Linked DNA regions of Homo sapiens: region 1 is linked to region 2. A link is a loop called in an ENCODE intact Hi-C map of the cell type or tissue named here. Cell type or tissue: heart right ventricle. All regions are shown on one strand. Links, peaks and the distances in the headings refer to the core of each region. The heading gives the core; the rest is flanking DNA.

Region 1 (16,176 bases), core at 7,589-10,088, 270 kb before region 2:
AGAAAGGATTCAATGGGTACTCTAGGAAAATGACTTTTGCTGTATCTATCCCAAGAACAGAAACCGTGAGATCCCAGCACTATCTAAATTATCAACTGTGTGAATATTTCATCACTTTTATTCACCCACAAAAACGCTACTAAGAACAATAGACAATTTAAGAAAGAATAAATAAGTGGTTTTGAGTGAAGTTCCAAAAAAAAAAATCCTTTTTAGTTCTGATTTCTAAAATAAGGCACTGTAGCTGTACAGGGAGTAAAAGATGTTGGTTTTTTGATGTGAAACAAGGCCGTCTCAGAAAGACAGTCTCTAAAATTTACCTCTGTTAATTTTAATCAGTTGATAGAGTTCCACTGCTCCTCAGGCAAACCAAAAATCAATGTTATTGCCTTTTAAATAGATCTTCCTTTGAGGTCTGGGTTTTATCTCTCTATACTTTCTCAGAGAATGTGATAATTTTCCCCCCTGAATACTTCTAATTTGTGACATACCTTTCTCACATTTAATGAAATAATATCTTGATTACCTTGCTTCTCAATACAAAAACAGTATTGATGTGAGAAAGGATCCCATGGAAACTAATATCAATATGAGGACGAACCAGCGAGAAGACAGACAGAAGGCTGCAATTCCCAGGCTGGAGCTAAAATATAGATAGAGAGCAAAGAGTATCACATCAGTTAAAATAGTTTTTATACTTTGATATTAATCGCTTGATTAAATCAGCTCAGTTATATTTAAAACTAGAAAATTATAATTATTATAATTCAAGGGAAACTTAGCTGAACTATCAACTCAAATCTCAATCTATACAACTCAGTGATTAAATGGACATTAAATAGTTACAAGAACATGAAATCTGATATGGATTCAGATGACTAATATTCAAATGTAAGCTAGCATAAATTTACAATGCATTTTCAGAAGGAGAAAAAATGAAAATTTATCTTTTAAAATGTACAGTGTTATGTTAAATGTGTATGGCTTGAAATGAAATTAAAATACCAAAAACATGAGCAAACCCTCTCTTAATATTTATCTAGAGGGCTAAAAGTGAAAACAATAGGTAACACTGATTGATTGCTTACAATGAACTAAGTATTTTTCATATGCTTTCTATTCTCATGCCAGAACAAAGAGAAACAGGCTGAGAGAAGTGAAGTAATAAGTTCAAGGTCATACAGTAAGGGACAGGTAGAGTCAATACCAGAGCCAGGACAGCACACTACTCTGCTTCCATTTCACCTGATCCAACTGGGCTAATCCTGAATTTTCAAGTCTCTTTAATTACAAGCAAAAAGTATCTCTAAACGTATGCCATATACAACTCCAAAAGTTAGTATTTAAGAAAAAAAGAGTAAGCATAAAGGATTTTACCAATGGATCTGTCATAGAAGTCAACAGCAGTTTCTCATCATCATCCCAACTGCTTCCTTTGATGCTTTTTCTACTGAATCCATCATCATCTCTATCATTTTGTGTTTTAGTTCTTTTTAAAATCCCCCCTTTTCCCTTAACACCATCAATAGTTGATTTTTAAAGCTATTTACAGATGGTAGATATCCAATGAATATTTATTCAGTGAATAAATAAACATGTGAAAGGTGACTGTTACTAAAAAGTTACCCATTTTTTTTCACTGTAACAAGTATACTATTCTTACATAACATTCCTACTGTTTCTGTATGTGATTATTATAAAAAAATAGTTGTCCTAGGGAAAGTTGTGGTATGCTCAAATACACTTAGTTCACAATTAAACAATTTGTGTAACTTACAATAAACTGCATATTACCTAATACATAGTCAGAGGGTTAAATGAATGGATGGCTGCCTGTAACAATAGTATTTCTATGGGCTTTTGTCTCAGGCCCCAAGGAAGTATGCTGTCATTTTACCTGGGGGAGAACTCTGTATATAGCATTGCCACACTGAGTGACCACTAGGTCCCGGTCAAATATTATATGAAAAGGAAAAGCTTTGCAGAATGTATATGGGCTGATGCGTGATTCCTGGGTACCATTTTCTTCAAATCTGTCAAGATCTTCATAAAAATCCTCTTCTTTTGACTCTTTTTCTTCAATTAAAAATTGAGTATGATCACATTCTTCATTTCTTTGCTGAATAACCTGGATATCAAAGGGGGAAATGGCATGAATTGTCTTCATTTCAGTTTAATAAAAATACCTAAATATAAAAAATGAGTTATGAATACTGCATTTAGAAGATTAATTACAAAAATTCAAAACATATATGCAAATACTCCATATGTCTAAAATAGGAAAATATTTCTGGACTTTGATCTATAAAATTTGAAGATTGAATAATCATTGTAAAATTACAAATCTGGTATCAGTTCCCCAGTATCCTATATGGTCTCTTTGGTAGAATTAGAAAAAAAAAGCACTTGTGGGCTCTGCCTTCTTAGCCAAGCACACTTGTATAGTGAACAACCTGAAAGCCAGCTAAAAGCAAGCTAGCACTATCAAATAAGATTACAATACTATTTTAAAACAATGGGAAATAAAATGATAGAGATTCATATTCAAAAATAAATGCAATGTCATTTTTAACCATCAACTATCAAATACATAAAGTTACAATACCAGGCCAGGTGCAGTGGCTCACGCCTGTAATCCTAGCACTTTGGGAGGGTGGGGCGGACAGGTCACCTGAGGTCAGGAGTTTGAAACCAGCCTGGCCAACATGGCAAAACCCCATCTCTACTAAAAATACAAAAATTAGCCAGGCGCAGTGGTGGGTGCCTATAATCCCAGCTACTCGGGAAGCTGAGGCAGTAGAATTGCTTGAACCTGGGGAGGCAGAGGTTGTAGTGAGACGAGATCATGCCATTGCATTCCAGCCTGGGCGACAGAACGAGACTCTGTCTCAAAAAAAGAAAAAAAAGTTACAATATTAAATTGGGTAAGGTACTGAAAAAGAGGCATCTCAAATACCACTGATGAGGGGGTATTTTGATTAATCTTTCTGAAGGATAAATTGACAATAGGCATAAAAATTCCTTAAAATTTTGTGGATTCTTTGATTTAATTGCAAATCTAGGAATTCATTCTAAAGAAGTAATCGTAATTGTGAGCTAATATCTATAATGTAAAAAAATCCTACTTTTCTAAAGTATTATTCACAGGCAAATACATTATTAAAGTATAGATTTTCCTCTTCTTTTTGGGTTAAGAAATTGCAAGCAATGAGCCCTCTTACAAAGGGAAAACTCGATCTCAACGGCAACCAGACCCAAAACAGAAAAAGTTTGGGACAACATTTCTTCAGTTACAGCTAAATAAAAACAAAATGTTGTTCATTTTTCTTTTCTTTTTTTTTTTTCAGGAGTACCCTGTCGCATTCTCTGCAATTTTTAAAAACAAATCACAATAACTATAGATGCTATTGTATATATTCTTTTAGATATATTTTGTAGCAAAACTGGGATGTTACTACCTCACTGTCAGAATAACTTACTATACTGGTTAAATATTAGTATCCTTATTTATAATTTGAAAATTTTACCACATTAAGGTTGATTTCCCTAACTCATAGACAAGGCAAGAGAGTCAACCTTAAATGACAGGCCTACTTTTGATGTTCTACTCTGTTTCTATTTAACTAGAGAAATTGAATTATATGTATCCTAAACTTATGAATTAATTATTCAATTCTAATTTTTTTGCTTTGATCAAACTGGCAAAACAAATAGCTTTTCTAATCATATTTTTAACTTCTCATTGGTATATCACTTTATGACATGATCTAGTATTAACCATGTGGTTCAAATTGTCTGGTATCTCTGGACCTGATAAACTTAATGTGAGAATCCCTCGAGAAGTCAAAACAGTGCTTTTGAAAAAATTAAACACATAAAATATACCTATAAAATGCAAATATTTCAGAAGTTCATATTGAAGCACTTGAATAAATGGTCAGAAGAGAATTTAAATATTTTATAAAGTGAACCATATAATTAAGTAAATACTTGAATTTCATACAGTTTGCTAAAGCCATCAATCTCCCATGCCAAAGATTCTAATACCACAGTAATAGTAGTTTCCAAGTGTGTCCTAATTTGTGTTTCTTTCTGAAGTTTCTACGAACCTACCTCTTTCTCAGTCTGGTTAAATAAAAATAAAACCAACAGTGCATACAATATGCATATACGTTCACTCAGTATAGATGCTGTGTTTTTTTTTGTTTTTCGTTTTGTTTTGCTTTATTTTTTTTTTTTTCTCTATTTTTTTGATAATGGAGTCTCACCCTGTCAACCAGACTGGAGTGCAGTGGCGAAATTTCGGCTCACTGCAACCTGTGCCTCCCGGGTTCAAGCGATTCTTCTGCCTCAGCCTCCCGAGTAGCTGGGATTATAGGCGCCCGCCACCACGCCTGGCTATTTTTTTAGTATTTTTAGTAGAGACGGGGTTTCACCGTGTTAGCCAGGATGGTCTCAATCTCCTGACCTCGTGATCCCCCCGCCTTGGCCTCCCAAAGTGCTAGGATTACAGGCGTGAGCCACTGCGCCCAGGCGATACTGTTAGTTTAATGTCAAGAACAAAAGACTGGCCGGGCGCGGTGGCTCACGCCTGTAATCCCAGCACTTTGGAAGGCCGAGCCGGGCGGATCATGAGGTCAGGAGAGAGAGACCATCCTGGCTAACACGGTGAAACCCCGTCTCTACTAAAAATACAAAAAAATTAGCCGGGCGTGGTGGTGGGGGCCTGTAGTCCCAGCTACTTGGGAGGCTGAGGCAGGAGAATGGCGTGAACCCGGGAGGTGGAGCTTGCAGTGAGCGGAGATCGCGCCACTGCACTCCAGCCTGGGAGACAGAGTGAGACTCTGTCTCAAAAAAAAAAAAAGATTGGAAATGTGAGGTATATACTATTTTGATTGAATACCAGTGAGATTCCCAATCATGGATGAATTGTGATACTTTACCCAAGGCTTTAATTTTTAAATGTCTGCATTTGATAATGCCATGTTATACACAGTCCTACTTTCTATTAGGTTGGTGCAACAGTAATCGTGGTTTCCGCCATTACTAATGGTTGTAGAAAACTAACGATGCACCTGGAAATCACCAAAAGGTGCCACGTAAGAACTAACACCAACTTCTGAAAGAAAGAAAACCATGAACTCTAACATAACTTTACTAGATTAAATATGTGGAATATCTTTCTAATTTATTTAAATGTTACTATTTTAATTTTGGATAATACTCCACTTAAGGGTTTTAGACCTCCCAAGTGTGTTACAATATATCTATGATCTATAAGAAAGAACTGTCTAATAGGTTTTCTATAAACAAAGAAAGGTTGGAAAAAGGTATCTATCTCCCCACTTTGGCCTCAAGTTTAAAGCTACTGAGAATTGACTCTTGGGTATGAACATGCTGAACACATAAAAAGCAGCCTGACTGGGAGAAACCGTAAGGGCCAGAGGTAAAGAGAAACAGTGGTTCTCTTTGTTGTACGGTTGCCCTATCAGTACCTTGAAATCATCACTCAAAACTAAGAGTGTGTATTATCAATAACAGCACAATTTTTAAAGTACCAGACCTGGCTTCTTTCACCAAGTAACTTGATTAAAAACAAAAACAAAAACAAACACTTTCATTCACAAAATTAGACATTCCAACTATATTTCGGGGCAGACAAAAATCGACAAAGAGAAAATGATCTATAAAATAATACTTAATTTTATATTGCCTTAGAATTTGACTATCCATATTATGGATATTTTGCATGCTGAAACCCACAGCTCAGTCGTCACATATCCTTCTGCTTCCCAGCTGGTGTGTGTTCACAGGGAATGCAAAGTAAATTTCTTGTAGCCTTGAACACTATATAATTAGAAAGAAAAATCTGCTGCCAGAAGGAAAAAAATATCCTGTATAATGCACTCCCAGGCCAAATATAGAAGATTGCTGGTCTTTCCACTGTTTTGGCTTATATATACTTCCAGGGAAGAGCACTAACAGTGATAACTGCAGGTAAATTTAGAGAGTGTCATTTAAAATATTTTTAGATGTCATCTGTGTTCAGAAGTCTCCATTGCTGTTTGTTACCTTCATGTCTATTTCAGTGCCATGGATTTGTTGTGCCACTGTTTTGATGATTCCAATGACAATATCCTGAAGTCCTTCTCTCTCTGAGTAGTAGTGCAAAATGAGTCCTTTGCCCTTTTCTGCATCAGTGCACCTAAAGGAAGGTGCACGCATTCCTGGGTAGATGGTAGCAAGGTGGTCGTGCAGAGCATCAAGGTTCTGCAGCAAAGAAGAAAGGGAGACCAATAAACAATGCTTTCGCAATGACAGCAGACTCTGGGAAAGCAAGATATGAAAACGAGTCAAATCGGAGTCTAGTGGGCAGATCAGCGAAGCAGCACATGTAGCACATCCTTCACTCCACTGAGATATCTGTAAAGCAAGTGCCACAGAGAAAATGAAACTAAGATAGTAGAATTAAGAAAAATATCTGCAGCTATGAATAGTTAGTACATTTTAAGAAAAGATAAACAAGTGGGATTAAAAAGGATGGCTAAAACAGAAAAAAACATAGTTAAGGGCTAAGGCAAAGATACATTTACAAGAGCTTGGGGCAGCTGTTTCTACGTGTTGTGATCAACAACAGGGAATGGCCAAAGGACTCACACATTTCCCTTCTGTTTATACTGCAATTCTAAAACTTAATTGTCAACTCAAAAAACTATGCCCAAATTATAAGCATATAAAACATAAGCATATTATTTTGTGATTTCTATTTAACTATTCTAATATCTTAGAAATTAAAAATCTATTTTAGAAACTAAAACAATGTAATTTCTTCATGTTCTTTAGTATGCTATCATCAAGGTGGAGTTTCATAGCTAATCTGTGAAATAACTACATTTTGAAAGTCTAGGAAAACTAATAAATTGGCCAATAAATATTTTCTGTTTTTGTAGCCTTGCCATTAGTTTGGAAGATGCCACGTTTCCCTGAGTCTCAGATTACTAATATACAAAACTAATTGGTGTAAAGAGTACTAGAAGAAACGGTGTAAGCTATACATTTTATGTGGCCCAAGATGATTTTTCAAATAACACTCAGTTCATAACATGTTGGGGTGTGTGTGTGTGTGCTGCACATATATAGTAGGATATACACACAGCACAGCATGGTATAGGAATTAAGAGCAATATGACTTAGGATCAAGTAGACATGGGTTTAAATAATGACTGTCATTTCATAGGAAGGTAGCCAATTCGCCCAATTTTTCTAAGACTTTATTTCTTCTGGCAAAATGGAGATAACTTTAAACATGTATATAAAGCACTTAGCACATTTCAGACGAGGCTGAAAAAACAACTGTCTCTGAAAGATTCCCTTGCCTTAATCCCTGTGAATATGTTGTATCGCATGGTGAAAGGGATTTTGCAGATGTGATGAGGGTTATGGACCTTGAGTTGGGAAGATTATCCTGGATTATCCAGGTGAGCCCAACCTAGTCACATGGGTGACTGTGCACTTAAAAGTCAAGAAGCTTTCCCTGCTACATGGTGACAGAGAGATGTGCAATGACAAAAGGTCAAAGAGATGGGAGTATGAGAAGGATTCAACACCATGCGACTGGTTCTGAGATGTAGGAGACTGTTGAAGGACTGGAGAGAGGTCTCCAGGACTTTAGGGCAGCTGCCTGCTGACAGTCAAGGAAACTGGGTCCTCAGCCCTATAACTGCATGGAACTGAATTCTGTCAATACTTGAATGAGGAAGAAAACAATTATCCCCAAAAGCCAACATAAAGAAACACAGTCCCGTCCCACCAGCACAGCACGCTGAATATAGTCCAGTAAGACCTGCAATGGACTTCCAACTTATGAAACCATAGGGTAATAAATTTGTGTTAAGCACTTAAGTTTGTGGTCATTTGTTATGGTAGCAATAAAAAACAAATACACCAAGCAAGTAGTAATCTATTCACAACTGGTGATTATTTTTAAAGAGAAGAAAAGAAAAACAACAAAACAGTTTCAAAATGTCATGGGCATAAAAGAACATACCTAAAATGAAAGTACTGGAGATATGCCAAAATTAAACTATGGCTTTCATTCCAAATGTCTCAAAGAGGTCAATTTAGAAAAACAGAAAAATCCAGTGAGATTACTGGGAGGAAACTACGGTGAGAATGAGATGATTCCGCGGGTGTCCACATTTGAGCAATACTCTAACAGGACACTTACAGCATTAATTTTCTGTCCCTTCCACACATCCACTCAATCATGCATTCACTCTATAATGTTATTGTATGTGCATTATATATCATACACTGTGTCATGTGGGCTTGGGTGCAGGGTAGATGTTTGGATGCAGATCTGCATGATGAGGATTAAGCAGCTCATGGTTTATATCACAAATGGATGTGTAGAGTGGCTTTTGATGAGCAAATGAGGAAGCCAACAATTCAGACTGAAAGAATGGAGTTAAAAATACTTCAAACTGAAGATGTGATTTGAGCTAGGTCATGAAGTTTGACAATCTAATCCAGATAAATGATTCAATGACCTCCTCAACTCGATAAATCTGGTGACTTTTTGAACCGTCTGCATCTACTGTTTCCTTCCCCACAATTATACCTGATGGAGTCAAGCTAATTCTTAGCAAAAACATCAGTTCATCCGGATTGCCTCTAGAGGCTGCTATTGCCATGTAAAAGTAATCCAATATGGCAGCCACTAAGTATTGAAGAGGTATATATAACCTACAAACCCCGGAGTCCTAAAACTGTTTTACTTGGTTGAATAGTATGAGAGGTTCTTCCAATGATGAATCATTCTCATTAGGACTCTTCCCTTAGAAGGGACGACCTGAGAACTGCTTCATAGCCCTCTCAGACCCCTTATACTTCTACTTATGTTGTGAAACATTTTGTGAAAGAAAATCGGGTGAGAAAAAAAAAATCACTGAGAGAGTTTTATTTTTATCTGCATTTCTCACAAAGTCAAAATTGAGCTTGTGGCTGCATTTAGAAAATGTTTCTAATAGAGTCAGGCCCAGGTACTGTGTTGTTGGCTCACTTAAAAAAGAAATTGAGGCCAGGCGTGCTCTCACACCTGTAATCCCAGCACTTTGGGAGGCGGAGGCAGGCAGATTACTTGAGGTCAGGAGTTCGAGAACCAGCCTGGCCAACATGGTGAAACCCCACATCTACTGAAAATACAAAAATTGGCCAGGCGCGGTGCCTCACACCTGTAATCCCAGCACTTTGGGAGGCCAAGGCGGGCGGATCACAAGGTCAGGAGATCAAGACCATCCTGGCTAACACGGTGAAACCCCGTCTCTACTAAGAGAAAAAAAAAGAAATTAGCAGGGTGTGGCGGTGGGTGCCTGTAATCCCAGCCACTCAGGAGGCTGAGGCAGGAGAATGGCATGAACCCGGGAGGTGGAGCTTGCAGTGAGCCGAAATCTCGCCACTGCACTCCAGCCTGGGCGACAGAGTGAGACTCCATCTCAAAAAAAAAAAAAAAAAAAAAAAAAAGAAAGAAAGAAAATACAAAAATTAGCCAGGCGTGGTGGGGCATGCCTGTAGTCCCAGCTACTTGGGAGGCTGAGGCATGAGAATCGCTTGAACCCAGGAGGTGGAGGTTGCAGTGAGCCCAGATCTCACCACTGCACTCCAGCCTGGGCGACACAGTGAGATTCTGCCTCAAAAAAAAAAAAAAAAAAAAGGAAATTGAACCAAACAATAACTTCAAAAAGGCATTTTAATATTTTTTCTATACAGAATGCTTACATATTTCATAAATCAATGTACCAATGTGCTTATATCATTTTCATACTCATCTTTTTTACTGGATTATTAAAACATTTCTACTTTCACTCAAGCAGATGGCATAAGGCAATAACGACTTGCACCACTTATGTCACTGGCACCACTTATGCTGGGGCAAGTCAGAGAGTGGACACAATCATCCAAGTCAGTACTTCCTGAGTCACTAAAGATAGGCACTGCACCCTCACCAAAGGATACCAAAAACACCAAATGAGAATGTTCACCTTTTCTGTCTTTTTGCAGTAACCAACTCTCCAGAGATTTACTGTGTTATTGAATTTACTATTAGTTAATTGAACAAGTAAAGTGCTCTCCTGAATCATAAAAGATTGAACACCACTTAATGTAATATTGATTTTCTTTAGATAGTATCTAATATAAAAAATACTCTTGGGATTTCTTGAGTTACAACCTTCCTTACTTGGCTTTACTCTTTCAAAATTTAAAGTAATTACCACAGCCAGACTATTACAAGAAATGAGATTAATGATTAAAAGTTATTTTCATTTAAGTACACTTATATTGCTAATAAATGTGTCATCCTCATATACAGGCTACAATTTTTTTTTTTTGCTACAAAAAGATTCTTACAATGGCCAAGAGAAAACCCTTTCTACATTTGATAATGCTATCTAAACAAAGATGATAGTTCATCCACATTGCTCTAACAATGTATTCTGGGGAATAAGAGTTTCATATCAAAACTGATATTCTGTGTTATTTCTAAATATACCCACAGAAGCACTTACAGAAAGTAAAGAGCTGTGTGGCCAATTGCAAAGAAGTATGTCCATATGTATGAAAGTAAAAAAGACACTGAAAAAATGTAAACTCTTACATTGCAGCACAAGTAGATTCCCAGGAAACAATGATGTAAATCTGAAATATGCTTTGATTCATTCTTCTAGGCTTCATAAAATCAAAAAACAGGAAAAATATAGAGAGTAGGTCCATTCATCTATTTTGATATCTTGAGATACCTAAAGGTTTTAATTTAATAATTTCATTTCTTAATGTTCTAATATCATTTTATTGTTTTTCTACAAGCAAATGAATGTGGTTTTTCTACTCAGGAATTCTGCTCCCTGTCAGTCTAGTTTATTTTATCACCTTGCATTTATCATTTATAAAAGAAAAATTAGTTCTGGTATTCTGGGGTACTCTACTGGAATTTCAGACATAGTACACTTCACAGATTTAGAAAACAAAAGACAATTTATCATTCCTTTGAGTAATAAAGTGTCACATTTTTAAAGATCTTGGGATGTTTCAAAATAAATGCACATTTTCTTTTTGTAATATGCATGCCAAAAATAAGTTCTTACATAATTACAGGGGCAAAGTCCCCAGAAGTCAACTACCTGATTTTCCTGTTTCAAGGACATCTAATTAAATTTTTTAAAGGATCCACAGAAATGGGTAAGACCTTGCCTTGAACGTTTTAAAGAAAAACATTTTCAGTATCCAAGAATCCTTGTTTTAGTGGATGGGGAGAAGGGAGTTGTCTGTGTTGAGAATATTACTGCAGTTTAGATCTGCAAGAAATCTTTAAAACCAGTCATTGCAAACCTCTTTTTGTTTTTCAATGAAGGAGGATGAGGTATAGTATTTCCTTTCTTTCTATCCCTCACACCTCTGAAAAATAGGACCAACACCAACATTCTTTAATGAGAGTCATGTAATTTAAAAAATATTTTGTTAAGTTTTATAAGAAAAAAGTCATTTTGGAATTTGAAGATAAAACATTTAAACAAAGTCGACCTAAGTAAAATGGAACATCAAACCCTAGATGATGAGAAACACCAAAGTAAATAGCATGAGATTGGAGTAGGAAGTGAATGCTTTCATAATACTTTTCCTGCCTTTTCTTCCTGGAGCTGCTTCTTGAGAATTAAATAGCTTTTCAACTGAAAAGATATAGAGATTCTTTTCTAAAAGAAACATTGAAAATCTCTATTTAAAAAGAAACTGTACCAGAGTCACTAAAATTATTTAAATGGAAATAGCGTTAAAGCTATATCAATTTATCATTACCATCCTCTCCAAGGAAATATTTTAATTAAAGAAAAACAGTTAAAATATTTCTCTTATTCTATTGCTTTTAAACTCATGTTAAAAAAGATCCAGTCTATATAATACTACATGTAACAATTAATCAATATTTTGAAAAATTATGAAAATATATACCAGTTATTCAAACTGAAAAGCCTTACAATTCTGGAATACTTCTTATCTTCCTTCATAAGTTTTTAAAAAATAAAACTATTTTTATTATTGGATTATAGAAATTGGCGTTGTGGATGCTGAGAAAACAGCTCTTTTTTAAAATTCCAAAGTTAAAAATAAAGTGAATGGTGCTCTTTTTTCTTAAGAAATATAAATAATTTAGGGAAGTATTAGAATTTTACAGCTGTTCAGGAAAATCCTCATATTTCCTAAAATAACCCTTTGCACAAACATTTAAGAATTAGATCAGTCATCAATCTCAGATTGTTCCTGGTGGCCAAATCACAATGTTGTATTTAATAAGTCAAAACCTGGAGCCAACAGGAATTGAAGAAAATCCCATGGCAGGCTGAACAGAGGCGCTAGTTGATAAACTCAAATATATCTGAGTTGAGTGAATGACTGAAACTGTCAACATATCAAGGTTAGTTGAAGAAGCCAGTGTCTCCAGCAAATAATGAAAGAACGCTGATCTAACTATTCACCTGAGTTCTAATTTAAATTAGGTCATAATTTAAATCCTAACTGTTCTCTAAAATTGCATTTGCCCACGTATATTTTCATAGTCAACCTGGCAGCCTTCGCTGCTCATTTTAATTGCATTTTAACTCTGTAAATTTGTAGGGGAGGTAAAAACAATATAATGTAATAATAATGTAATACCATCGAAATTGAATTGGTAGCCCTGTTTGGGACTGACATGGCTCCTATTCCCAGGGGTAATAGATTATCTTATCAAATACAGCTTTCTCAAAGCTCTTGACTCATTGTACAAGCATATACACACATATTAACACAGACATAAAATATAAAGGGAAAAATAATGCACAGAGTAGTGGTCTAGTTATCCATAGCTGTATGTCAAACAACTTTAATAATTTATTTGTTATTTTTCATGGTTCTGTGGGTTGTCTGGCTAAATTAGAAAGTTCTACCCTTGGGACGGAATCAGATGGAAACTGGGCTGAAATTATCAGAATGCCGGAGCAGGCTGGTTTTCCAAGATGGATCAATCAAATGGCTGGTAGTTATTTCCAGCTCTTTGCTGAGAGCCCAGCTAGAACTGCTATCTGCCAGTCTACACGTGGCCTCTCCATGTGGCTTGTGCTTCTCATTTCATGTGTCTGGGTTTCTAGAGGTACCATCGCAACAGCAACTGTTCCAAGATACCCTGAAGGAAACCAAGACTTCCTGTACTCTAGCCTAGGAAGTTTAAATATCTCACTTCTGCCCCATTCGATTGGTTAAATAGTCACTAAAGCCAACCCAGATTCAAGGAAAAGAGAATTTTACCTCCCGCAAGGAAGAGGCAAAATCATACTACAGAAATGCATGTGAGATGGGAGAGACTGTTGCAGTAATTTAGGGAAAATAGAATGTGCCATAATGCAATAGGACATTAGAGAGTAGAGGTGAGCGTGGATTAAGGTAGAAATAACATTAAACTGAACATTCCTTATCAGCTATTTTCTTATGAAGCTTTCAAATCCCATGTATTCTTTGCAGTCTTTTCATCAGTACACTAGAAGCTTCAGATAGAAATTGACTATAGCAGCCAGGCGCTCTGGCCCATGCCTGTAATCCCAGCACTTTGGGAGGCCGAGGCGGGCGGATCACGAGGTCAGGAGATCGAGACCATTCTGGCTAACACGGTGAAACCCCCTCTCTACTAAAAAATACAAAATAAAAGAAAAAGAAATCAGCTGGGTGTGGTGGCGGGCGCCTGTAGTCCCAGCTACTCGGGCGGCTGAGGCAGTAGAATGGCGTGAACCCGGGAGGCGGAGTTTGCAGTGAGCCGAGACTGCGCCACTGCACTCCAGCCTGGGCGACAGAGCAAGACTCCGTCTCAATAATAATAATAATAATAAAACATTAAAAAACGCAAAAAAAGACATTGACTATAGCAATAGCATGGAACCACACATTTTATTGTCAATTTATGAATAAAAAAGTGGAAAAACTAGACAAAATTCTTACTGAAATATGGTCTTGTCTTTAAAACAATATACCCAGGTAAAATATATAAGATCCAAAAATCAAATTTTAAAAATGTCTTCTTTTTCTCTTTTTGATACATTATATTTTCAATTATTAAATCAACCAAAGAATAAATGCCAAAGATTATTACTTTTTTCATCAGCCCACAAGTTGATGCTTTCACTGGTGATTTAAGAAAAAATCAATTCTAAACTGTGAAATGCCTAGAGAAGAGGAGTATTTCTACAAAGTTTTCTCTAAAAATATTTCTTATATTTTATTATCCATTAAATTTTATATTTTATTTATCCATTTAGGATAAATTTTATTTATCGTAAATATATCCTAAATATTATTTATCCTAAATTTTATTTATCCTAAATATATCCCATTATATTTTATTTATCCATTTAGGACTTCTAGCTATTTTTTTGTTAAAGTCTCAGTGTGGCTTAAAATACGCATAATGCAAATTTTTTAAACTTGAATTTGTAAGCACAGGAGAGACTGCATAAGCAGGGTCATGAATTGGATATTGGCACCAAAGCCTTTCAAGGGGAAAGATATGTTAGTATTCGTTAAGTCAACTGTGAATGGAAATGATAACCTCCATGTGAGAAAACAAATATTTTTCTGGAGCTAAGCTACAGATATTATCTATACAGTATCCTCGAATAAAAAATTTAAGCAAAAGAGGTATTATCCTGATAAAACAGGCTGGACCAAATAATTATAAAGACACATATACTTCAGAATTAATTAATTCTATTATTTAAAGACTGTTTCATTAATTGCCTATTATATGCTGTGTCTAGTACTTAGAAATTTTCTTTCATTATTTCAAGAAAAGTAAAAACAATGGTATGGTATGTATATACATATATAAGACAGACCTATTCTTAATAATGTATCTAACTGAGAGGCTGTGGACAGGCAACTTCCAAGGAAATTCTGCTTGCTATGATGAGTGAGTCAGAGTTGCTCAGCTAAGGCATAATCAAATAGTCTCCCATGTTATGATTTCAGTAGCTATTTTAGTGTTCCCTAAAAGCTTAAAATGGAAATGTCAGAACGACCATTTTAAAAGTGTCAACAGATACAAGCAATGTACCCTGTAAATTAAATAATAAACAGTAATTTAGGATGTTCACCTGAAAAGGAAATTGGTCTAGTGTATGTCTCTTCTTTTATATTTCAATCTATGATTCATCCGTAAAAAAAATTACAGGATCTCACTCGAAATGGGTTATCCTGAGGCAAATAATTCAGCTTGATCTATTGGTGTGTTTGCTTCCTATTGTGTGTTTTCTGCTTTTGCACAAACAACAAATATTCACTTTTTTAAAAAAGATATTCATTTATTCTCAGATATACAGATTGCATCTGTGAAGGTACAAACATTAAGAGATTATACATGATCTCTGGCTTCCTGAAGTTTACATTCCAGTCCATCAAATGGGAATGATAATGCAGTATGAAAACTACTGTGGCTGGGGAAATAGAGTGTCCTATGAAAATAAGAGAGAGGTTAGTTACCGTGACTAGGATAGGGCAGAGCTTGGAGAGAGGAGTGGCGTCTTCCCAGAGAAGTAATTTTACCTGCAGAATTAATAGAATTTATCTATGGGGAAAGTGCTGGAAACATGCTCCAGGCAAAGAGAAGAGCAGTGGAAAAGCTGAGAGGATAGCGGGAACAAGATAAATACAAGGTTCTTAAAGAGGTTAAGTTTGGCTGGACTGGGGGAGAGGGAGAGGAAAGATGCAGAAAGGATGTAGGTTTCAATTGTTTTAAATATTTTGACAGTTTCCAGTGAGCAATAAAAAATTACTCCAGAGTTTAAGCAAGAAAACGATACGACGAGAGACATTTGCATTTCAGAAAAAGCACTAGAGTTATAGGATGGAGAAGAGATTGGAGGAGTCATGAAGAGAAGCAGGGAATCCATTCAACCTCTAGATAATGGTAGACTCTCCCAAAGAAGTGTGGGGGGAAATAGAGAAAAGTGGCAGAATTCCCAAAGCTCAGTATTTGGGAAATAGAATCTAAAGATGCTGTGACTGATTAAAACCAGGACTGAAACAGAAAGAAAGTCTTTAAATTTTTAGTGAAGAGTTGAAGTCACCATAAAGAATATTTTACTAATTTACGTAATAAAA
Region 2 (16,176 bases), core at 8,202-10,701:
TACAATGGTTAGAGAAGGCGAGAATTGGAATCTGAATGCTAAGAAGAGGCAGCTAAGAGAAGATCTGAAAATCAAACATTTCTAACAGAAGGCACAGTGAGTACAGAATCTGAATATTATGAACAAGCTTGGTGTGTTCAGCAGCAGAAAAGAAGGCCAGAATACCTGGAGTTCGGGGACTAAGAGGGAGGATGGAAGAACTTAAGGTTTAAGTGATAGGCAAGTGATACCCATCCAATAGTCCCATAGAATAGTTTTTTTTCTTTCGGATGAATATAGAAATTGACCCTTCTGCTCTTAAGCTTAAAACTTATATTTATTTTATCTGAATTCCTTCCTCAGGAAAGGGTTCCCAGGAATCTCAAGAAGTATCAAAGAACTGAGACTTACCAGATCACCACACCCAGATAATGAGTTGCCGACCCCTCATTCATCGTGACTGCTTCCTTGCCCCTTCCCAGTTCCTGCTTTCTTATACATTGTTACGTTTCTTCCCTGCTGTCTAAACTCTTACTTTTGGTGGGTCAGGAGATGGATTAGAGACTGATCTCCCATCTCCTGGGCTGCAGCACCCGATTAAAGCCTTCTTCCTTGGCAATACTCGTCATTTCAGTGACTGGCTTCCTGTTCAGCGAGAAGCAGGAACTAGACCAAACATGTTTTGGTAACACAAGGACCACTTCGTGTAGGGTTATGTGGAGTTTGTTAAGAAATTTGGATTTTATTTTGTTTCTAAAGAAAGCCACAGACTTTTTGACATGAACAACTATCAGTGAGAAGATAGTATAGACAGGAGGAAACAAACTCTTTTTACCTCAGACCATCATGGGACAGACAGAGACAGCTGAAACAAGAGACTCAGTCATATTTCCAGGAGAATAAATGCGGTTAGGATTTTGAATTATATGATCAGTGTATCTCTTGGCTATGGGAACAACTCAGGCTTCATGAGGGCACTGCCATGAATATAAGGGGACAATGGAATCTTTATTCACAGAAGTCAAAGATCCAGAGGGGCAAGTAGAAAGTTGTAAAACTTAGGCATAGGGACCAAAGATGATATATGACCCCACAGAATAAGTTAATTTTGGAGAGAACAAAAAGAGCCATGAATCTAGGCAGAATGATTCCTTGATGGCTATCTCAGAAATCTAGGATCCTGAGTCAGATTGATTCTGAGAAAGAACAAGTGGAGAGAGTAGGGGTCTACCAAGCAATGACATTTTGAAGTCCTCATAAGTTTGCGATGCTTACAGCTCTTCTGTAGTTGCTGCCCTTGGCTAGTAACTTGGATATGCTGAACACCAAATGTGGGAAAATCTTGGAGGTGTGGGAAGCTATAAATAAAGACATTGCAATGGAACAGGAGGTAAAAAGTTGCATTACAAAAGCCTGTTTTTAAAAAAATGAAACTTACTAAACTGCATCTGGAAATTACACTGTGTTTGTAAGTTATACAACCAAATGAATATTCCTTCACAAGACTCACCTTGGAAGCCAGACATTAATTTCGAAAAAATGCTTTTTTTTCTCATGGCAATTTCAGAGCTCTTTTACAAGACATGCAGGTGCATACTTTTGTGACCAAACTTGTCTGATCTCTTCAGTAACATTCCTCTTTGATCTGTGACTGAAGGCTGGTTCTCAAGTCAAATCGACTCTAAAGAACGAGTATTTATCACCGCTTATAAGTTTTCACAAAATATTCTTTTAATTTTGAAGACATGTTCAAAATTATTTTGAGTGTCACACCATCATTATAAAGCAAGAAATTCCTGAAGTAACTACAGGATTTTTCTGCTTTCATTTATAATTAATTCTTAAAACTTTCTACGAAAAACTCCACATAAAAAGTCAAATGATAAACTATTCCTTATAAACTATTTTAAACATATTCAAAAATATGTTTAAGCACTGCATATATATTTGTGTTTACCATTTATACTTATTTATTTTCTTTCATAATTAAGCAGACAGTTGGATGACATAAATCTAAAGGGTAGACAATTAAAGCTAAGAATTTCTTCTGTGCCAGTTGTATTGTTTTATCATTTGCATCACATTTTCATTTGTCCATGTTTTAGAACTTTCTAAGTAAAGAGAGTGGAAAGTAATAAAATATTTAAATAATTGCACAAACAGTGCCATCTAGGTAAAAATGTCACATTACACAGTAAGTCTGGAAATAGGTTGTTCAGAGCTAGTAGGTTAGTGCCAATTATTCTTCCCCTCCATCCTACCACGTAGTTCTTACCCTCAGAATTTCCTCATAGACAAGGATGGCTGCTGAAACTTTAGCTCTCATATCTGAGTTGCAGATCAAGTAGAAGAAGAAAGCTAAGAGAATTAAAAATGTGTTCCTTCTAGAAGTAGATTCTCTATAAACAGTTTTCCAGAAGTCTCATACATGTCCATTTGTATCTTGTTGGCCAGAACATAGTCATATGACCACAAGCTGATAAGGAGCTCAGTTAAAAATTGATTTCTCTTCTTAAGGAGGACAGTGAGGGGTCATGAATGCTGAAGAGACAACTAGAACTCTCTGCCAAGATTGAGTTAATTTCCTTAGAATCCTACTCGTGTGGCAGTCTCCATCTTGTTTCCTCAGATCATCTAGACAGGACCAATAATTCTCTCCATTACATTATAACTTCTCTCATATTGAACAAAACCTGAGTACAATTTAGGACATCAACATTTACTTTTGTAATACTATGAAATTTGAAGACTGACTCTTCAACAGTTATTTGATTACATAGATTACTCATGTTTATTGTAAAAGTTTATCACTAAAGGTCCTCTTCATATAACCAAACATCTACTTCACTAGAAGGAACACTGTAGAGGAGGCATTTGAAAATGATGCTTTGAGTTAAAGTTGGTTAACTCTCCGTCAAACTTGTTGGCTGTTATACTTGTGTTTAATATATATTTCCACTGGAGAAATTTCAAAACACTGTAATAGTTAAAATTGAAGTAACTTGAGAAACACAAATCCCACCCCCCTCCTCCCTTTGTTTCTTTACCGAGCAAAGCTCCTTTTGGACAATTTCTCTGACGTATTAATATCTTTCAAATCCATGTCTTGGCTATTGTGATTAATGCTGCAATAAACATGGGAGTGCATATATCTCTTCAAGATCTTGATTTTAATTCAATTGTACAAACATACAGAAGTGGGATTTGCTGGATTATATGATAGTTCTATGTTTAATTTTTTGAGGAACTTCCAAATTATTTTTCATAGTGGCTGCACCATTTTGATTTTCCCACCAACAGTGTACAAGTCTTCCAATTTCTCCACATCCTTGTCAACACCAGTTTTTCAAAAATTATATAATAGCCATTCTAACAGGTATGAAACAATATCTCATTGTGGTTTTGATTTGTGTTTTCCTGATGACTAATGATGTTGAGTGATGATATCTTTTTTTTTTTTTTTTGAGACAGAGTCTTGCTCTGTCACCCAGGCTAGAGTGCAGTGGCGTGACCTCACCTCACTGCAAGCTCTGCCTCCCAGGTTCACACCGTCCTCCTGCCTCGGCCTCCCGAGTAGCTGGGACTACAGGTGCCCGCCACCACGCTCGGCTGATTTTTTTGTATTTTTAGTAGAGACGGGGTTTCACCGTGTTAGCCAGGATGGTCTTGATCTCCTGACCTGGTGATCCACCCGCCTCGGCCTCCCAAAGTGCTAGGATTACAGGCATGAGCCACTGCACCCAGCCGAGTGATGATATCTTTTAACTGTTAGTGGGAATATCTTTTTCACATACCTGTTAGTCATTTTTACATCATTTTGGGGGAAATGTCTATTCAAGTCCTTTGTCCACTTTCTAACTGACTTACTTGCCTTTTTACTATTAAGTTGTTCCTTATATATTTTGGAAATTAATCTTTTATCAGATATATAGTTTATAATTGTTTTCTCCCATTTCATAGCTTGACTTTTCACTCTGTTATTTCTTTTGCTTTGCAAAACTTTTTAGTTTTATGTAATCACACTTGTCTATTTTTCCTTTTGTTGTTTGTGCTTTTGGTGTCATACCCATGAAATAATTGCTGAGACAATGTCATGAAGTTTTTTTTACTTGGAGTTGATTTTTATATATTGTGTGAGAGGAGTGTTCAATTTTATTTTTTTGCTATGGATATTCAGTTTTCCCAACATCATTAATTAAAGAGACTCTCTTTTTCCCAGTGAGTATTCTTGGACCCTTGCCAAACACCAGTTGACCATATAAGCATGAGTTTCCTTCTGGGCTCCCTGTTCAATTCCTTTGTATGATTATTCACAATAGCTATAATGTGGAAATGACCAAAATATTCATTGAGAGATGAATGTGTAAAGACAATGTCTTATAAACATATAATGGAATATTATCCAACCATAATAAACAAATCCTGCTATATAAGAAAGCGTGAATGAACCTTGAGGACATTATGCTAAGTAAAATAAGCTAGTTGCAGAAGGACAAATACTATGTGATTCCACTTATATATGGAGTTCAATATAGTAAAACTAGCAGAAACAGAAAGTAGGATAGTGGTTGCTGGAGGCTGGGTGAGAGGAAAATTGGGATTTGCCATTTAACAGGCATAGTTTCAGTTAGGTAAGAAGAATAAGTTCTACAGATACCTGTAGAACATTATGTAGAACAAATGCTGTACAACATTGTGCCTGTAGGTAACATTACTCTACTATATACTTACAAATTTGATAAGAAGATAGATCTCATGTTATTTGTTCTTGCTGCAATTAAAGAACAAAGAAATAGCAAAATGCATGTGTTGATATTTGAATTCAGAACTTAGATCACTTTCCAATCTTTGTGTGTTACTTTCAGAGTCAATTACTGGCTGGGTGTGATGGCTTATGCCTGTAATTCCAGCATTTTGGGAGATTGAGGCAGGTGGGAGGATTGCTTGAGCCCAGAAGTTTGAGACGAGTCTGGCCAGCATAGTGAGACTCTCTATCTAAAAAAATAAAAAAGGAAAATTAGTGGGGCATGATGGAACATGCCTACAGTCCCACCTACTCAGGAGGCTGAGGCAGAAAGATCCCTTGAGCCCAGGAGTTTGGGACTGAAGTGAGCTGGGATCTCACTATTGCACTGTAGCCTGGGCAACAGGTGAGACCCTATCAAAAAAAAAAAAAAAAGTCAATTACCAATAAATATGAGGACTGGCTATGCTCTGACTTTAAGACTCACACCTTCGAAAGTCTGTTTCTAAATAGGCAGTCATGATAACTGAACAGAAAAACAGAAAATATCGAACAAGAAAGACATTAAAGCAATTAGAAAAGAATAAAATAATCTTGTCTGTAAGGCCAATAAAAATTAGACAAAATAAAATAAAAACGTTAAAGTTTAAATACACTTTCTGATCATGAAAATAATATTATTTGCTAAGATTGCACAAACTATGAAGTTGTAAAGGAGTCTTTATGATTTTGGTTGTCTTGTCCTGAATCTAGGTTTCTAATCCTGCAGTTTTTTATTGTGGTTCAGAGTTTAGGATTTCTTATACCTAAAGAAAGTAAAGTCACCTTATTTTGAATTGAGTATTGACTTGTGTTTTCAATGGGTTTCTAATGCTAATATAAATTAAAAATGTTGAAGTACACCGACTGGCAAATAAATGGAATTAGTGAAACTCCCATGGAAAAAATAACCCAACAACACAGTCATGCATGTTAAGGTGTCATTAGCAAAGAATTTTGCCGTAATCAAGTAAAAGGGCACTGAAATAGTAGAGTAAAAGTGTTCCATTATGTAGTAAAATTATAACAGCAAAATATGTCTGGCACTATTTATAATTAATTTTATAATAATCAAAAGATAGAATAAAAATAAGAGAATAGAACTATGATATAAATGATCTCTTAATAGCCTTTTTAAAGTTCATACCTGTGTTATTGGGCACATTGTTAAACTTCTTTTTTTTCTTATCCATAAAATGGAAAAATATAAGCCTAAATAATAGAGCCATTGAGATGACTGGGTTAACACAGTCAAAGAACCCAGAGCAATAATTCTGTCTATTATTATTATGATTTAAAAGAAGCAAATAATGTTGATAAATGCAATCATACTGAATTTGAGTATATATGTTTTGGTCTTATTTTTCAGAGAATTTTCTATAACTAACTGCAGTAATTGCCCCACAGCACTTCTTTATTCAATTACCTCGAGTAGAAAGAGAATACAGCTTTCTTGGTTGCAATTATCATTAGTATGCAAATTCTATCATTAGCACAGAGTTCTGCAGAGGAGATAGCTGGAAAAAAAACCACAAAACACTGATGAGCATTCTTTCATAGCACTGCATAGTTTCTCCATGGTGACGGGGAGTAAAACTCTGGATTAAATGAGTAGAGATATTAAAGCTTCCTATTATCTATCAGCTTTTTCATAGCATTTGCTCTATTTACGGTGCAAATTGTACCAGTATGAACCTTGCATATGGTATGTTGAAACCAAAGTGGGTTGTTTTGTGTTAACACAGGAAGTGTATTATAAGATCATGATCTCTGAACCCAGATTGCCTAAACTCAAGCCTCTGCTCTGCTCCTTATTAGTTGTTTAACCCTGGGTAAAATATTTAAAATCTCTGGGTGTCAGTTTCCTCATATGTAAAATGATAACAGTACCTACTCCACAGGGTTTAGTGAGAATTAAATGAGTTAATATACATAAAGCACTGAGCATAGTGCCCAGACCTAGCAATGTCCAATGTCAGTTATTACTAGCAGTCGGTGTGATAGCTTTTCTTACTACCTTTTTTGATCTACATAAAATCTCTCTCTAATTTTGGAAGAGTTTACCTCTTTTTCAAGCCAAAGCATTGCTGTTATTGTTTTCAGAGCACTTAAATCCATCTTTCTGTGAGCAATCATTTAATATTATTGTCCAGAATTTTCCTTACAGTGAGGAAACTACCCTTTGGTTGCAAGTCGCTGCTGACTCTGTGCCCTCTCCTGCCCAAACAGGAATTGAGCACACTCTGCTCTCCTCTGAAGTTCCACTGTCCACTCAGAATCCAGACTAAAAGAGACCTCACGCTGCAGTAAGTGGCTCTGATGGTAGGCCAGGATAAGGGAATAATTATATATGATTTTCATTCTAATTTTGTGCCTACAGGGGAGCCCTGCTCAATGCAACTGTTAAACTGTGTTCGTTTTCTTCCTCAAATGGCTTAAGTCAAGTTCATTTTCTGAGGGCTGCCTAGACTACTTCTCTGAGTTTCACATTTTATATTTAACTCTCAACTGGTCATCTCTATCTAGATGTCCAACAAGTGCTTCCTATCCAGTGTGTCCCAAATTGACTCATCATCCTTCCTCTAAAAATACCTCATCTTCTGGCATCTTCTGTCTCAGTTACCCAAGCTAGAATTTTTGACAGCTGTCTCTTCCTCCCACCCTACACTGAACCTTAAACTTCTTCCCAGCTATTCTAGGATAGTCCAGATTTCAAATATTCTGCCCAACTTTCCATAATTTATAAGCGGTCTAAACTGCTCAACTGAGCTTCAAGACTGTAAATTTGCAATAGAGCCATTATGTAAAGCTCTGGGATTTCTCTCCATTGTTGCTCAGTTCAGAGAACATTGATTCTGATATTTGACCATAGGTTCTATGTATTTTATGATATAGTGTGTAAATCAATGAATTCCTGAAGATAAAATCATAATGTAAAACCTAAATGCTAAAAAACACAGTACCCTGAAATCAATGGCTCATAGTTAAAGCGAAATCAAATTTACATGTCCATGGAAATCTGGTAAATTTGATTTGGTTTGTGTGTTCAATAGGAAAGGACATATGAAAAGAACATATGCACTGTCTGCACAACATAGTGAGACTGTCTCTACAAAAAATAAAATTAGCCAGGCACGGTGGTGTGTGCCTGTAGTCCCAGCTACTCCAGAGGCTGAGACTGGAGGATCACTTAAGTCCATGAGTTCCAGGCTTCAGTGAGCTGTGGTTGCCCCACTCCACTCCAGCCTGGGCTACAGAACAAGACTCTGTCTCCAAAAAAAAAAAAATGCAAAGAACATGGCATTTGCCATGACACTCAGTTTATTCAGGTTAAGTGAAGACTTTGCATAGTTTTTTTGTTTGTTTGTTTGTTTTGCATTTTCTTTCTTTTCTCCTTCATTCTTTGACCCTGTAAAGTACCAAGATGGGAAAAAACTTTAAGTAATATTCTTTAATTTCCATTAAAGTCCTTAAATAAAATATTACCAAAGACCAAAAAGCCTGACATTTCCTAGCAATGCATAGGCATTTAGCTGAAAAAAGAACAATAGCAAAAAATACAAAAAATAGTAATTGTCTATTCCAAGTCTATCCTCTAGATGAGAGATTTGGGCCAAGATTCACTTTTGACTTTCCAATGACCAAGACAAAACAAAGGAAACCAGATTAATTATTTGTGTTGCTTTCATGCTCACCATTTATAACTACAGATAAAGCAAGATTTTAGCATATTCATTGTCCCTCTTTGCCATTTTAAACCTTGTAAATCAACATTAATATTATTTAAGAAGGTCAAAATGGTGATGGAAGAAGCCATTCTCATTTTTTTTAAGTCTGAGCATTGGGTGTGGGGTGCAGCTGTGACAGGCACACATGTTCCCAGGGGTCTTGTTTTACTACTGAGAGATACAAGGACGTTCAAGCTCTTAACCTTTCTCCTCACATTCTCAAAAAATGCAGTAAAAAATAAAATAAATGTAATTTTAAAATGAGTGTGGTTGTGCTTCATGGCAGGCAGTGGTGTGTGAGTGTGAGTGTGAGTGTGTGTGAGTGTGAGTGTGCGTGTGTGCGCATACACGTGCATGTTTAACATCTCTACCTAATGTGAGAGCTGGACATTCAATCTAGCTATCCTGTGCTAATTACTTGTGCAGATGGAGAAAAAAAAAGTTCAAGTTAATTTAAGAGAAATTAGCGTCATTGTGTAGAATGAAACAGAACTTTCAAAGTTTTTAACATTGTTTTTTCCATGATTCCTTGTATGAGGCAAGCAAATCACCATCAACAAAATGTTTCCCATGAGGAAACCCGGTCAAAGAGGTCAAATAATTCCTCCTGAATCCCATAACTCTGAGGCAGCGCATTGGTTCAAATATCAGAAAACCTGGCACTAAGTCTTTCCGTATTTCCACCCGACAGTCTTGTGTTTTGGAAGCAACTCATTTAACCTTATCTGAATCACCACCAAAGTGCCTAAAACCTGCAAGATGATAAGGGCTTGCAAAATTTAAATAAATCACAGCCCAGAAAAACAGCCACACTTTGTCAAACCATCAAATAGTTGGCAGCTCTTTCTTTCCTTTTAGGGGTTTTCTTGTTGGAGTTGACACTCTGGTTAGAGTAGATTCTAAAATGGTTAGACTTATACAACTTTGTTGTAGTACTCACTCAGAAGAACTACTGCCAACAGAATTATTCCAAAAATGCTAGTCAAGTACAATTCCAGTTAGAAATAAAGGATACCCAAATGTGTGAAGTGTGACAAGTTGGTTTTAGTAAACAGGGTCTATGGACCTAAAGTAAAGCCCCATCACCTCCAGAAGATGACCTATTGAACAAAGACTAATTATGCACCTTTCTGCATGCTTCAGGCCTAAGGAGATTCCTGGCATATAGGAGAAGTGGGATAACTCTGAGAAAAAGTTTTGCTGGAGCATGCCTAACCTGGGACTACAGTTCTCGGGGAAAAATTTCTTTTGCATCCTCCATGGTAGGCACCTTGTTCTTTCATCCTTTTCCTCTCTCCCTGGCCATGTTCATCCATGTTTCCTGTATGCAAAGACAAAATTAAACACACCTAAAAATAGAAAGGCACAGGCACAGAACTATCAGAATGGATGCCCTACAGTTAAAATGGTGTTGACAGTGAACAGCCAGCACCACTCTCTGGGTGAACATCAGCCCTTCATTTCCTATGAGAAAAAAATTGTCAGAACTACTTGTCCTAGACACAAGTTTTTCATGCCTTTGAAATAGCTGAGGCTGTGTTTCTTTTGAAGCTCATGGATATACTTGAGAGAGTCCATTGACAATGTGAACTTCATTGCAAAATTATGTATGTGCATTTTTCTGAAGAAAAAAACACTGTAATTTCCATGAGATTCTAGTAAAAAAAGAGCCCATGACTCAGAAAAGTTAAGGAGTACTATTTATTTGGGTTAAAATGATAAATAAATCAGTACACTAAAATGCTAGAGAGCAGAGTAGACTCATTCCCCAACAGGGTACTATTTAATTCCCTAACGGGTTATATAATTGATGTAGCACAGGAGTCTTTTAAAGACCAAAGGAAACAACCTCTATTTATGTAAATTTATAGGATGGACCCTAACACTTCAGGAGAGCTGCCTTTTCAGGAGTGTCTCTGGTGACAGGGAGATCCATTAGTCTTGAAAAATATTCTCAGCCTGTTCATGTCACTCAATGATTTAAATTTAATAATAACTTGATGATGTATAAATGCATCTTCCACCCCAGAGTTTTACTGGTAATTGAGAATGAATTTATTAAATTGGCCCCTGAGAGGTTTCTGTTGAGAAAGGATGACTTTAGCAAGATCACGGTGAGGACCATGATGAAGAAGGGAAAGGACCCAGAAAGGACTCAAATCTCCCTAGCAGGTGACTGACATCATTTCTCTTCCATGGAGAACCTCAGCAATGATTAAGAGCACATCCATGGTAATCTAGTGCAGTCCTTCTGTGTCTTGCATGAGTCACGTCGTTACAGAACAGAAAAGTTTGGGGTTCTAAAGTGACCTTCACTGACTTCTTTGTCAAAGACAGGTACTTTCTTCTGGGAAGCTGGAGTGAACGAGCCTGTGTGGTTTGAGGTCAGAGCCCACATACTGCTGCCTGTTCCTATTTCTAGGATATGCAGAGAAAATCTATGGAAGAAGAAAGCATTTATGATGATGAAAACCATTAGAAGGAGAGCAGTTTCTTGAAAATTAATCCTAGAACTCATGTAGTCACAATTGAAAAGCTTCTATCACCAATTACAGTCTGATTGGATTAAGACTCAGAAAGATGTAACTTTTAGCTTACTCTTACCCATTTCTTAGAAGTGTCATTCTGAAGGCAATCAATAGCACTTCTGGTCTAAAACCCTAGAAGGCAGCTCTTCCTCCTCATTCTACTAAATGATGTCAGGAAGTCAGTCATTTCTATTACCCAAAGAGATTCCTATCTGTGGTTGGCTCATACCGATATTCACTAGGCACAGCACTTTACGGCTCCCTTTCACTGATTCTATTGTTTTCCTCCCTGCAGAGAGAAGACCTTTTTCTTTTATCAATTATTTTAAAATAGTATCTAATTCATTTCAATATTAATGAACCTCTGGATCAGATAAAAAATTTTCCTAACTTTTAAAGGGGTCAAATTAATTTTCTTCATGTCACTAAGAAACAAAAGCAAACAAACAAACAACAATAACAGCAAACCAAGCAACTAATAAAAATTGGGTGGAATACAACTGGGTCCTAGACTGAGTCTTCACTGGTATTACAGTAACACTGCTAACTGTTTTCAACAAGTCTTTTAAAACTAATCTCTTGTATTCATCTGCAGTGAGGTAAAATATCAGAACAGTGTTGGGGAATGCTTAAATCTAAAAAGGAAGGATGCAATTTGCTAATACTTGCTATGTAAGAGACACTTTGTTGTGTGCTTCGTATGTATTATTTTCATTTATACCTACAGAAAACCCCATCTTACATAGAGAAAACTGAAGTTCAGGGATGAGCTTAACCTGCTCAGAGTCTCAATTGGCGGGCTTTGAAGAAAAGATTTAAACACAAATGCTTGAGTCCAGTAACACTGTGTAAAACCTCTGCTCTCACACAATAGCTTTTGAAATATCAGACAAAAGCTGAGGAACCTAAATCAAGATATTTTGTAAGATGCTTTAATTAGCAAGACTAAAATCAGGTCAATAAAATATATATATATATTTAATGCTGAAAGTGAGATATGGAATAAAAACAAACAACCAAAATGTGCAACGTTTTTCTGGAGTCTGGCTGAATCCGAAAGGTTGTTTAGTGGCTTTCTTTGTTTGTAGTTGTTTTCTCTGTGAAAGACAAATTTTTTGTAGTCTAGCATTTACATCTCATTTTTGATCTACCAACAACAGCTTGTCTTTTTACCCTTCTGTCCTTGAAAATGTTCTTCAAGGCCCAGCATCTTTTTCAAAATCTGTCTCTTAATTTGTAGCTCAAATGCAGAAGCAAAACTTACCCTTGAGACAACATTCAGAGCCATTTCTTAATTTAGGGCATGAGTCAGAATCCAGCAGAGCCATCCATGATTCTACAGTACACAATTCAATTTTTGGCATCAGACCAGCAAGACTCATAAAAATAATGAGAAATAATAATTCTTCTAAAATCTCATAAAACTGAAAAAGACTTCAAAACTCAAAAATTCTTATTACAATTATGGACATCAATGGATTCAATTATGACATTGTACAGGGAACTTTTCATTTTTATCCAAACAGTTTCAATAATTAAATCATATTTTTTCATGTTTCCTGACACTTGCTGTTACCAACAGTGCACTAATCTCTATAAAGGGCCAAAGAAATCAAGGATAATGATCTCCTACTGCTAATTCACAGGAAGGTTTGCAATTTTTACTTTAAAACGTTGTAGGAAGTAAATTGCAGATTTGCCATCACTAAACAAACAGCTTGAAATGACAGACTAAAACAAAATAGATGAAATTAGAGAGAAACGCATGGAGGAACATACAGCTCTAAATTTAGGCCACAAAAAAGTCACAGACGGAAAAAGCAGTCTAAGAGTGGGGCTTGCGACAAATAACTAGAGATATTTAATTTGGGGCTTAAAATAAATTACTGTAATGAAGATCTTTGAAAAGAAAATGCTATTGTAGGTTTTATTAATAAATTCATAGGTTTAAAATACATGGCAGTTCTATTACTGAGAGTCCTACTTGTTCAATGAGCTGTTCTCTGGATGGAGACAGTGACAATTTGGAAAATTCCCTTATAGGGAGTGATGAAAGGAAATAGGGATGCCTTATCTGTATGAGTGGATTTTACATGAAGATAAAGGACCACTGCCTTCAAATGGTTGAAGCACAGTCATCTGGAAGAATAGGGATTAGAACTATCTTCTGAGGGTTCAGCAAGTAAAGCAAGAACCTGAGGGTCAGAATGATAAGCAGTTTCGTTTTAACTTAAAATATAAAATAATTTCTAACATTAGTCATACAAGAGTCTATATTGCTTGCAAAGTATTGTGTTAGGTGCCTTGTGCTGAAAGAGGAGCCACGGTAAGAAAGGGTGCTTACACCTGCAGGGAGCTGACTTCTCAATGACCACTATGTTTCCTACACTGTGTAGACGACTGAGTTTGGTATCTTTATAAGAACAAACTGGCCAAGTGCGGTGGCTCATGCCTGTAATCCCAGCCTTTGGAAGGCTGAGGTGGGCGGATCACGAGGTCAGGAGATCTAGACCATACTGGCTAACACGAAGAAACCCCGTCTCTACTAAAAAATACAAAAAATTAGCCAGGCGTGGTGGTGGGCACCTGTAGTCCCAGCTACTTGGGAGGCTGAGGCAGGAGAGTGGTGTGAACCATGGAGGCAGAGCTTGCGGTAAGCCGAGATCACATCACTGCACTCCAGCCTGGGCGACAGAGTGAGACTGTCTCAAAAAAAGAAAAAGATTAAAAAAAAAGAATAAACTAAGGGGAGGGGATGATACTCATTTAAATTTTAACCTAAAAATGAAAATCACTATGGGAATAAGTACCTAATCATAATACGAATACCCTGTGACAGATGTCTTAAGGGTGTATTGAAAGTTTTCTTTGGTTCCATGTTTGTTTGTTTATTTAATGTATTTGTGTTCTTTTAAAGTCAACAATTCTGAAACAACAAACTGAAGCTTCTGCTTATTCTTTTCTTTGCCTTGATACTTTTTTCCAAAGGTAATGGTTAGGGTTAATGGAATGATCATGATCCCTCTTTCAGTACCTACAATGACACCCAATCCTTTGTAATTGAGTAATCCCAAACCACACTGGATTTTTCTCTCTGACCAGATTTGTACGATATGTACATTTAGCCTTCTTTAATACCCAGGAGTCTAGGTCAGTGAGCTCACTTTCTGAGGACAGAGATTAAGGATATCTTTTCCTTACCTCCAAAAGGTTTATTGAAAGCAATATAATGCCATTAAAATGTTCTTTTGTTGGGGTGGAAGGGGAGTTAAACATAGTTCTAAAGTAAATCATTCAGTCCTAAATTACCAAAAACCTTATGGTGAATATCTACTTTGCTTGCTGAAATAATAACAAATCTTTATTTTGAGCTGTGTCAGAATTGCTGTTACTGAGCTATAGGTGCATTTGTTAAGAGGCACAATTGCAAACATCATGCAGATGAAAAAAACTTACCTAAGAATGTTGTAAGACATTTATACATAAGGATATAGGAAATCTCCAGAAAATGATAGTTTCTTGCAGTTTATCTTATTCAGTTCTTTAAGAATGAGGAATAAAATTTGTGACTGAACATTAATGAAACAACCAGTTAATACATCCTTCCATCATTCTTACCACATATTCTTAAATAGTTTTAAATCTCTCCCTTCTTTCTTGGCTATCTTCCCTTTCTCTCCTTCTCATTCTACCTGTCCTTCCTTCATGCACCATTTCTCTCAGAGGTAATCAAGGACAATTTTCCTGACTTCTGTTTAAGCAGTCTGTGTAGAAAACTAAGGGAATTAGACCCACTTATCTCTAGAAAACCGGTTACATTCAGAGGTCCTGATGAAGATTCTAGATAGATGATAGATAGATAGATGATGTTGATAGATAGATAGATAGATAGATAGATAGATAGATAGATAGAATTCTTTGTATGATTCAATGTAACCATATTTTAAAATAGCAAACTAATCATTCCAATAATTTTCACACTCATTTTATAACTAAAACTGGAATGAAAAGTACTCAAGGCATACTATTTCTGCAAAGCAGTCTCTATCTTCACCAGCCTAGAATGCATCGTCATTGTCTTCATCAGCATGTAGAGAAGCTGATGGTTGTGTTTCCAGCTCTCAGCATCGTTTGGCTGCAGAGATCGGCTGCCCTGCTCATCACAAGGCCAGCTAGAAACATTCAATTACCAGCTGTGGGAGCACAGCTGAGACTGTTATCCTTCGCCCTGTCAGTTTGAGTATTGAAAACAACTGCTGAAGTCCATGATAAAGGAACAAAACTACTTTCAGAAAAGTTGACATCTGAAATACCAAATTCTCCTGGCAACAAGTTAGAGAAAACTTTCATTAATTAAAAAAAAAAGTAGGAACTGACAAATTAGTTTTTCAAGGAAACCAACATTTATATATACTTATAGATTACACAAATACTAGGCTGAGAATAAAAGCTTATACTTTTAGTACCAGCTCTCCACAGGAGAGCCTAAATACAGACAATTATAAAATATTTTTAAAAATACACAGAATCCATTCCTCTGTTTGAAGATATGCATATTTGAAGCAATAGGAAAGCTTGCAAGAAACAGTCTGTACAAAAAGACTTCCAGAAGCAGTACAAAAGAGGACTACTCAGAAATCACATTTCAGACTTGAAAGTAGCTTAAAACTATTTAGTTCAGTCTTCTGTTTTTTCAGCTATGGAACCTGTGAACGGGAAATAAATCTCGGGACCCCCAAATCTCTAAGCCAAAAGGAAAAGTCAAGCTGGAACTGCGTCAGGAAAACCTGCCTCCTATTTTATTCCTAAAAAAGATAGCTAAGAAAGCTACATGCCTGCCTGACAATTCGCCCACAAGGAATTTGCACACAAGGAATAGGGTAAAGACCTTGAGGAAATTTCAGGGTGAAATTCCAGTTCTGTTGAATTTCACCCTGGCAATGTAAACTGATAGCTCATCTTCACAGGTGCAGGGCAGAAAGTCATCCCTCCGCTCACCTGAGACAAATACATATCTGATTGCTTCCTCTACCTTATTGTTTACTTAAAAATGCAGATTCACTAAGCCAGACTAAGGCATAAATGACTATTCCTCTACCCTCCTCTCATATGTAAATTGTGTATTCAGTGAAAAGCTAATCAGAGACTCAAGAGAACG

What was found. Peaks named below come from ENCODE experiments on the same cell type or tissue, not always from the same donor. Only the 100,000 strongest peaks of a DNase experiment are listed, where the experiment ranks them.
Region 1: it touches region 2 in a loop (3-fold over the local background); 18 of 110 quality-filtered maps call a loop at or near these places.

Annotation. Positions count from the first base shown.
Region 1 is chr4:155,779,808-155,795,983 of GRCh38, reverse strand. It overlaps GUCY1B1 (guanylate cyclase 1 soluble subunit beta 1), which reads right to left. Exons shown (of 14, transcript NM_000857.5): 5 at 6,073-6,270; 6 at 1,898-2,128; 7 at 527-643. Among named protein-coding and RNA genes, the nearest start is that of GUCY1B1, 29 kb to the right of the region's middle. In heart right ventricle, for the core only: a CTCF peak has its summit at 8,666; a DNase peak (open chromatin) is centred at 9,176.
Region 2 is chr4:155,505,972-155,522,147 of GRCh38, reverse strand. LOC105377505 (a long non-coding RNA gene) reads right to left here. Exons shown (of 3, transcript XR_001741895.2): 2 at 9,707-9,811; 3 at 5,877-6,279. LOC105377504 (a long non-coding RNA gene) reads left to right here. Exons shown (of 2, transcript XR_939376.3): 1 at 1-96; 2 at 343-598. Among named protein-coding and RNA genes, the nearest start is that of MAP9, 140 kb to the right of the region's middle. In heart right ventricle, for the core only: no CTCF peak of the experiment used is centred there; no DNase peak of the experiment used is centred there; H3K27ac peaks cover 2,500 bases.